3 separate regions of the Homo sapiens genome follow, and regions 2 and 3 are each linked to region 1. A link is a contact called in ENCODE Hi-C data. All regions are on one chromosome and are shown on one strand. Each heading gives the region's core, a stretch centred on a gene start or an enhancer-like site at or near the end of the contact. The rest is flanking DNA. Distances are from core to core; before and after follow the strand shown.

The links. Hi-C counts contacts between places; a loop is a spot of excess contacts on that map. Pooled maps may share reads with other maps.
Region 2: a loop to region 1 is called in a map of GM12878, with 2.1 times the contacts of the local background. The contact joins the enhancer-like site here to the promoter of LINC02367 in region 1. A Hi-C loop is called at or near these places in 1 of 168 maps with a recorded cell type or tissue (GM12878), 11 of 37 single-sample maps with no recorded cell type and 9 of 50 pooled maps.
Region 3: a map with no recorded cell type shows a loop between it and region 1 (15-fold over the local background). The contact joins the promoter of AICDA here to the promoter of LINC02367 in region 1. A Hi-C loop is called at or near these places in 1 of 168 maps with a recorded cell type or tissue (GM12878), 9 of 37 single-sample maps with no recorded cell type and 3 of 50 pooled maps.

The regions. Positions count from the first base shown.
Region 1 is chr12:9,366,043-9,368,742 of GRCh38, reverse strand. It overlaps LINC02367 (long intergenic non-protein coding RNA 2367), which reads right to left and starts at 1,279. Exons shown (of 4, transcript NR_120479.1): 1 at 1-1,279.
Region 2 is chr12:8,643,323-8,646,111 of GRCh38, reverse strand. It overlaps MFAP5 (microfibril associated protein 5), which reads left to right. Exons shown (of 10, transcript NM_003480.4): 10 at 1-169. Among named protein-coding and RNA genes, the nearest start is that of MFAP5, 18 kb to the left of the region's middle. RefSeq lists enhancers at 1,170-1,229, 871-1,393. Within about 2 kb of position 1,536, at least 6 of the 41 ENCODE cell types and tissues checked have a DNase peak (open chromatin) inside an H3K27ac peak, as active enhancers do; they include GM12878, where a contact is called at or near this core.
Region 3 is chr12:8,611,566-8,614,265 of GRCh38, reverse strand. AICDA (activation induced cytidine deaminase) reads left to right here and starts at 1,407. Exons shown (of 5, transcript NM_020661.4): 1 at 1,407-1,506. The coding sequence starts at 1,499.

The DNA.
Region 1 (2,700 bases), core at 30-2,529:
AGGAAAAACACTTACAGGTGAAGGTATTTTAACAAATCGCTTTAGCATCCATGGAAAGCTTTCAAATCACAAACAAAGGGAGAATACTTATCCTATCCCATAGAGATTTAAGCTACATGTCTCATGGGCATATATTAGCCTGCCAATAATACTAGGGTGCGAGTTTGATTGTATACATGAGAAACATTAAAAAGAAATAATAAGAAATGTTTAGGCATAACATTTGTGGCTGAATCTTAGTCTGGCTTCTATATGATCATCAGACGTGACAGATGATTTCAGTGATATGAGTTGAGACAGAATCTCAAATGTGTTATGAAATTTTTAATAGAAAGAGAAAAAGATGAGTGGGAAGGAAAAAGCACAGACTGTGGAGTGAGGCAGATCTGAGTCTGAATTTTAGTTTCATCAATTACAATGTGGAAAAGTGAGTTGCTTGACCTTGAACATTTTACAGATTGAGAAATTGAGGTTTAGAGATTAATTTGCCCAAAGTCTCATAGCTAGCGAGTAAGAAGCTAGAGGTTTCAAACTGGGGACTTTCTGATGTCAGAGCTCAAGCTTGTCACCACCGTGCTCCTGGGGAAACGGTCAGGAGAAAGCCAAGTTTCCAGGAAACTGGAATGGCCGCAGTGAAGAATGACCCTCTTATATCCTGCTGATTAGATGACCAGACTTGGTCATCACAGACTTTGAGCATCACAGTGGAAGAGGGGCCAGAAGAGGAGGGCAGTTTCCTGTGTTGCTCCGGAGTTGCCTCATGTTGCCCACATTTTTCTGGGGCTGACATATATTTTTCCAGTAGGTGTGACCTGAGGGTGTTGGGGCTTTACTTTTGTGCTGGTGCAGGCAGTTTTCAGGCTCATATAAACACTCACTCGGCTGTTTATTTATTCATTCAACAAGCATTTCTTAGACACCTCCTCTTCTAATTCTTGGGCCAGTAAATAAGTATGGTCCCTGACCCAACAAATCTAGCTCAGGTTCAGAGATGCACAACCTCATTCCAGCAAAGCTTTCTGTAGATTATCGGGGGCAGCTCTTACTACCCTTGATCTTTCCCACTTCTCAGCTATTCCTGTACCAACAGAAAGCTCTCCCATGGAGGAATGGCAAAGAGATGGAAAAATGCGGCTGTGAATTGGGCTGAAGTTTTGGGGAAGGATGTGGAAGCCAGAGACTAACAAGAAGTTTTGATAGTGGGTGTGATGTCCCTCCCCCTCCCTGCTGTTCCATTTCCTTGGGCACTTAGGCTGGTCTCATGATCTAAGGGCCAACTGCTCATGTGAAAATCCATCCCAGCATCCTCAGCTCAAATAACTGCTGCTTGCCACACGCCTGCCCCAACGGAATTAACGGAAGCTGCTGATAGCCCTGCTGACCTCATTGGATGGAACCGTGTCCTCAGCAGACAGGAGCTCCTTCCTCTTCTGAGTGAGACTCCCTCCTATCTTGGAGCAGGAAGTCCTCTCAGGAGAAGTCCAAGCTTCAGACAGAGAAGGAGCAGGTGCCATTCATTTACTCCCCTCAGTGTTGACCCAAAAGGCAGAGGCTGAGACGCAAAGCATAATTTAAAGAGTTTACTTGAGCCAAAGTGAGGACAGCTGCCTGGAAGACTCAGACCCAAGTACTCTTGGCTGTGAGCTTCCTAGAGCCTTTGTTCCAAGCAGGTTTTTAAAAACAAAAGACTGGGACCGAGAGAGTGGGCTGGTACAAAGTTGTTGATCAGGAACTCTCTTTGGATTACAGAAACAAAATTGATGAGCAATTGGTTATTGTTAAGTTATAGGATGTGGTTTATGCTTCTGGTGAGACACTATAATAATCCTAAATTAAAATTAATTCATAGCTACTTGTGGCAATAGCAAGCAGTTTTAAGAGATGAATACATAGCTCAAAGCGGGGAGTAGGGTGTGATTGCTCTCATTTTAACGTCTCTCCAGGCCTCATAGTTTAAAAAGGATTCACCTTCCTCAGATGAAAGCTCTTTAGGTTTTGCATCAGGAACCTCCTTTTCTGCTTTCTTGGAGGGTCAGGATGGGTCCCATGAAGAGCTGCTGGTGGGGACAGACAGAAGCCAAGGAGAGGCCGGGCAAGGAAGCTGAAGTGCTTGGCAGGGGGCAACAGTCCCCTGCCTGCAACCAACGTTAAAAAACACTGTCACTTCAGGCCGAAAGTGGTAGAAACCAGTTTGTTAAATCACACGAATGTATATATTAGGCATGCCTGGCTAGTCCTTTGCCAAGAGATCTTGTAGCATAACTGCAGGCAAATAGAAAAGACATGAAAATCGTTAATCACTGCACAAGCTTAGGGATCAGTTCTTTTTGGAGGGTGGTGAGTGGTGGAGGTACTGGAAAATGTGTACAGAAAGAGTGAAATAAGTGGAAGAAAGGCCCTAGGACTCAGGGTTTGCTTACAGTGGGATCAGAGACACCTGGAAGGATGAAGACAAAAATCCAGATTATAATTGGCCCTGGGAGTGAGACTTCATGACAATTGTGTTACCTTGAGAATTTCTTTTTAGTTCCTGGCTTCAGATTTAAGGTTATGGTTGATGGATGAATATACTTTTGGAATCTACTTTTGGAAGACCTTCTCTGGGCTGAAGTTGATAGCTAGGTTAAAATATCAAGGACTTCGGTAAATCTCTAGCAGAGCTTCACTACAGCAGAGAGGGAAAAACACCAGATTTAACAT
Region 2 (2,789 bases), core at 287-2,786, 720 kb after region 1:
CCAAGATTAATTTTAAGAATATCTTCACGAACTTGACCCTCCTACTCCACATTGCAACATTTCCATCAGACAGCATTTCAATTCCAGTATTATGTATATTGCAAATTAAACATTTTAAAATATTTTTTTCCAATTTATTTCTCAAAATAAAATGTCTTTTGTTCTGGTTCTTTTTCTCTTCTATGTTTACGAAAAAGGCCTGAATTTATGAACTTTTATTCCACTTTAAAAAATGTGTATCAGCCGGGCGTGGTGGCTCACGCCTGTAATCCCAGCACTTTTGGAGGCTGAGGTGGGCGGATCACCTGAGGTCAGGAGTTTGAGACCAGCCTGGCCAACATGATAAAACCCTGTCTCTAAGAAAGATACAAAAAAATTACCCAGGCATGGTGGCGGGTGCCTGTAATCCCAGCTACTCGGGAGGCTGAGGCAAGAGAATCGCTTGAATCAGGGAGGTGGAGGTTGCAATGAGCCAAGATCATGCCACTGCACTCCAGCCTGGGCAACAACAGTGAAATTCCGTCTCAAAAAATAAAAGAAGATTCAGAAGAAAGTTTTTACTCATTAAGGTGTTAATATATTTTTTTTCCTGGTGAGCCCAAATGACAACCTTGCTAAGCAATGGCTTTCAATGAAAAGCCATTTTTTAAACCAAAATAATGGATCTTTAATGTTAGAATTAAAGAATTTGGTAAAAATATCAGTAGATATTGAATGCCCTCCTGGTATCCTGAATAGATAGCAGCCTCATCTACCTATTCATAAAGATTCACTTTTATTTTCCCTTCTCTAATTGAGTTGATTCTACTCTGAGGCTTTTTCCATATTCCATGCTTACGATTCAAGAAAATTCTACTTTCTCCTCAAATGAACACATTCTGGAAATTTGAGTGTGTCTTCTACTCACTAAATACAGTTCTATGCACACTCAGTATTGTTTTGACTCATGGCAGAGAGTGCAAACCGCAGCTGGTTTCCCAATTTCTGAGTCTTACTTTGATGACATATACAGCAGTATATGTTGCTAGACACAAGCTCCTCCCTTCTCTGCTTCAGGGTACTTGTGGCCAAAGTTAGATGTTTAACTAACCACTTTACACCTGGTGAGAAGGCACAAACAACCTCTAAGATCCCTCTTCCTTTTGTACTGAAGCAGCTGTAACACAATGAAGAAGGAAAACAATCCTAAAAGAAGTGGGAACAAAGATGGCACCAGACCAGGGGATAGCCAGATGAGAGAGTGACAACAGGCTGACACCAGGGTTGGGGAGCCAGGAAGCTAAAAGATGGAAACTGTCAAATTCCAAATTCAAAGGGAATTTGAGAAGTGGGGAAGGGGTCCTGGGGGATCTGGAAACTTAGGGTAAAACAGAAAGACATCAGGAGCACAGTGGAGGAGAGGCAGGACTGTCCTTGTAGCTTTGTCAGCTCAGGGAGGCCTTACTTAATAAAGCAATACTCTGATAAAAACGGAAGCCCTTGTATCTTTGAGCATTTTCACCAACCAAACATCAGGGAAAGTGACTTGTTAAGACTGCGGTAAGGAGAGGAACAGGTGGCCACAGTTTTGTTTTCTTTCTTTCTTTCTTTCTTTCTTTTTTTCTCTAAAAACCAGTCAAGCAGACCCAGAAGCAGCAGTCAGACGACAAATTCTGGGCAGAACCCAAGATGGAAAAAGCAAATGTTTATATAAATAGAGGTGCAGAGCCCACAGCTTCCTGTTGACAAATCGAACTTCACTTTACCTCAAACCCTCATTTTTTTTTAATAGCTGATAATGATTTGGTGTTATTTTTCAACTTGTCCAATCACTTAGAGTAAGGTTCTAGTTTATTCCTAACCCTTGGGTCTTGCAGTTCTTTTCTCTACCTCTGGTATTTTTCCCTTTCCTCTCCCTTTTCCTTTCTCCTGGGTACTTACCTGGCTATACATCTGTACTGTGTAGCTTTATGGAGTGTTTGGTTAAATTTATGTAACAATCCATAGGTATTCAAGATGATCTCATAAATTTGTGGGAGATCCACCTTGTCTTCCCTCCTCCACCAGACAAACAAACAAACAAAAACCCCAAACCAAACCAGAATAGATAAGTTTTGAGCAAGTATAAGGAAATTCATTTTATGGAAAATAATCTGTATTATATTGAAGAGATTGATGGGTGTTAAGGTATCAACTGCATCACTGTATACCATTTCCTAATATGTGGTTCTGTCCCAAATGATCAAAAACAAGGAGTTATAATGAAGGGTAATGAGAATTGTACAAAGAAACATTTCTTCCATTTGTATAAACCTCTATAAATCCATCTATTCTTGAAAATGGATGAGATTTTAGGGGAATGGGGAATGAAGTAGTAGTAACACAAATAAGCAGGCCAGGCGCGGTGGCTCACACCTGTAATCCCAGCACTTTGGGAAGGTGAGGCAGGCAGATCACCTGAGGTCAGAAGTTTGAAACCAGCCTGGCCAACATGGCGAAACCCCATCTCTACTAGAAACACAAAAATCAGCCGGACGTAGTAGCAGTAATTTCTCTCTTGTCATGTAGAAACTAAAAAAAATTATTACATCATTGATATATGGGATGTCTAGATCCCCAAATCAACATGGTTCTAGGTACAATAAAAGTGACACTTGGCCGGGCGCGGTGGCTCACGCTTGTAATCCCAGCACTTTGGGAGGCCGAGGCGGGTGGATCACGAGGTCAGGAGATCGAGACCACGGTGAAACCCCGTCTCTACTAAAATTAAAAAAAAATTAGCCCGGCGTGGTGGCGGGCGCCTGTAGTCC
Region 3 (2,700 bases), core at 158-2,657, 750 kb after region 1:
CTGAGAGGGAAGCTGGATACACTTGTCTTGAGTTTCAAGAAGTGGTCTGATAGATTTGCCTGTGTCCCCACCCAAATCTCATCTTGAATTGTAGTTCCCACAATTCCCACATGTCATGGGAGGGACCCAGTGGGAGGTAGTTGAACAATGGGGGTGGGTCTTTCCCATGCTGTTCTCATGATAGTGAATAAGTCTCACAAGATCTGATGGTTTTATAAAGGGATTTCCCCCTGCGTGAGCTCTCTCTTGCCTACCACCATGTAAGATGTCCCTTGCTCTTCTGCCATGATTGTGAGGCCTCCCCAGCCATGTGGAACTGTGAGTCAACTAAACCTCTTTCCTTTATAAATTACCCAGTCTCAGGCATGTCTTTATTAGCAGTGTGAGAACAGACGAATACATGGTCCAAGCTAGGGCTATTGATTTGAAAATCATCAAGGTATAGATGGTATCAAAGGCTTGAGGCAGGAAGAGAGCAGAGACCCTAGCTGCATTGCTTAGCATTGCATCCCTAGCACCTGGCATAGTTTCCATTAACAGTAGGCATGAAGTATCTACTCAGTGAATAAATAGAATGCATATGGGCTACAGTAGGAGAGAGAAATAAAATCTTTAATAGACCAAGTTCTATGAGAGCACAAAATTAAAGTCTTTTATTTGAAGATCTTAGCCTGTTTTCCAAATTCAGTGCAGCCAGTTAGACACTGAATCTGTCTGGTGAAACAAGCATTTTTGTATTTTGGGGGACTGCTGCTGCTTCTGACTCCAAATTAAGGATTTTTTTTTTTTCTAAAAAAGATGGCTCATGCAAAAATCACTCTTTGGTGTAAATATCTAGTCTTCAAGCAATTCTTGTAATGCAATCAGAAAGAAAAAAATCCATGGTTTGGGAGGCAAAATTTTTGTGTTCTAAATTCTATATAACTGAGTTCATTTGCTTAACTGCAAAGCAGGAGCTGCTAGTGCCTGTCTGTACTGAGGTTCAGAGAGACTGTGGGAATATGGGGGAATTAGAGGCTATCTGAGGCTCTTCAACACAATAACCCAAGAAGCTATTTAAATGCTCTTTAAGGTATTTACATAAATATTACTATTCTCATTGTGCTTTTATTTTGTGTTATCATGATTATAATTGAAGTGTCTACTGTTACTGCCTCCTGATCTTTGCTAGCTATGGAGCATGGACTGGGCTTTTAGAGCAGCAGCCCCAAAGGAACCTAAACATTAAAGCAGAGCTGCCCTCAATGGTTTAACCTGTGTGACTCTGCCTATGACAGCCCCACCCACCCATCTTCACTGGATCCAAATCAGGAGCAAGGCCGTTGGGGTACCTGGTGGGGGTGATGCTGTCAGGGGAGGAGCCCAAAAGGGCAAGCTCAAATTTGAATGTGAAGGGCCAATGCACTGTCAGACTAAGACAGAGAACCATCATTAATTGAAGTGAGATTTTTCTGGCCTGAGACTTGCAGGGAGGCAAGAAGACACTCTGGACACCACTATGGACAGGTAAAGAGGCAGTCTTCTCGTGGGTGATTGCACTGGCCTTCCTCTCAGAGCAAATCTGAGTAATGAGACTGGTAGCTATCCCTTTCTCTCATGTAACTGTCTGACTGATAAGATCAGCTTGATCAATATGCATATATATTTTTTGATCTGTCTCCTTTTCTTCTATTCAGATCTTATACGCTGTCAGCCCAATTCTTTCTGTTTCAGACTTCTCTTGATTTCCCTCTTTTTCATGTGGCAAAAGAAGTAGTGCGTACAATGTACTGATTCGTCCTGAGATTTGTACCATGGTTGAAACTAATTTATGGTAATAATATTAACATAGCAAATCTTTAGAGACTCAAATCATGAAAAGGTAATAGCAGTACTGTACTAAAAACGGTAGTGCTAATTTTCGTAATAATTTTGTAAATATTCAACAGTAAAACAACTTGAAGACACACTTTCCTAGGGAGGCGTTACTGAAATAATTTAGCTATAGTAAGAAAATTTGTAATTTTAGAAATGCCAAGCATTCTAAATTAATTGCTTGAAAGTCACTATGATTGTGTCCATTATAAGGAGACAAATTCATTCAAGCAAGTTATTTAATGTTAAAGGCCCAATTGTTAGGCAGTTAATGGCACTTTTACTATTAACTAATCTTTCCATTTGTTCAGACGTAGCTTAACTTACCTCTTAGGTGTGAATTTGGTTAAGGTCCTCATAATGTCTTTATGTGCAGTTTTTGATAGGTTATTGTCATAGAACTTATTCTATTCCTACATTTATGATTACTATGGATGTATGAGAATAACACCTAATCCTTATACTTTACCTCAATTTAACTCCTTTATAAAGAACTTACATTACAGAATAAAGATTTTTTAAAAATATATTTTTTTGTAGAGACAGGGTCTTAGCCCAGCCGAGGCTGGTCTCTAAGTCCTGGCCCAAGCGATCCTCCTGCCTGGGCCTCCTAAAGTGCTGGAATTATAGACATGAGCCATCACATCCAATATACAGAATAAAGATTTTTAATGGAGGATTTAATGTTCTTCAGAAAATTTTCTTGAGGTCAGACAATGTCAAATGTCTCCTCAGTTTACACTGAGATTTTGAAAACAAGTCTGAGCTATAGGTCCTTGTGAAGGGTCCATTGGAAATACTTGTTCAAAGTAAAATGGAAAGCAAAGGTAAAATCAGCAGTTGAAA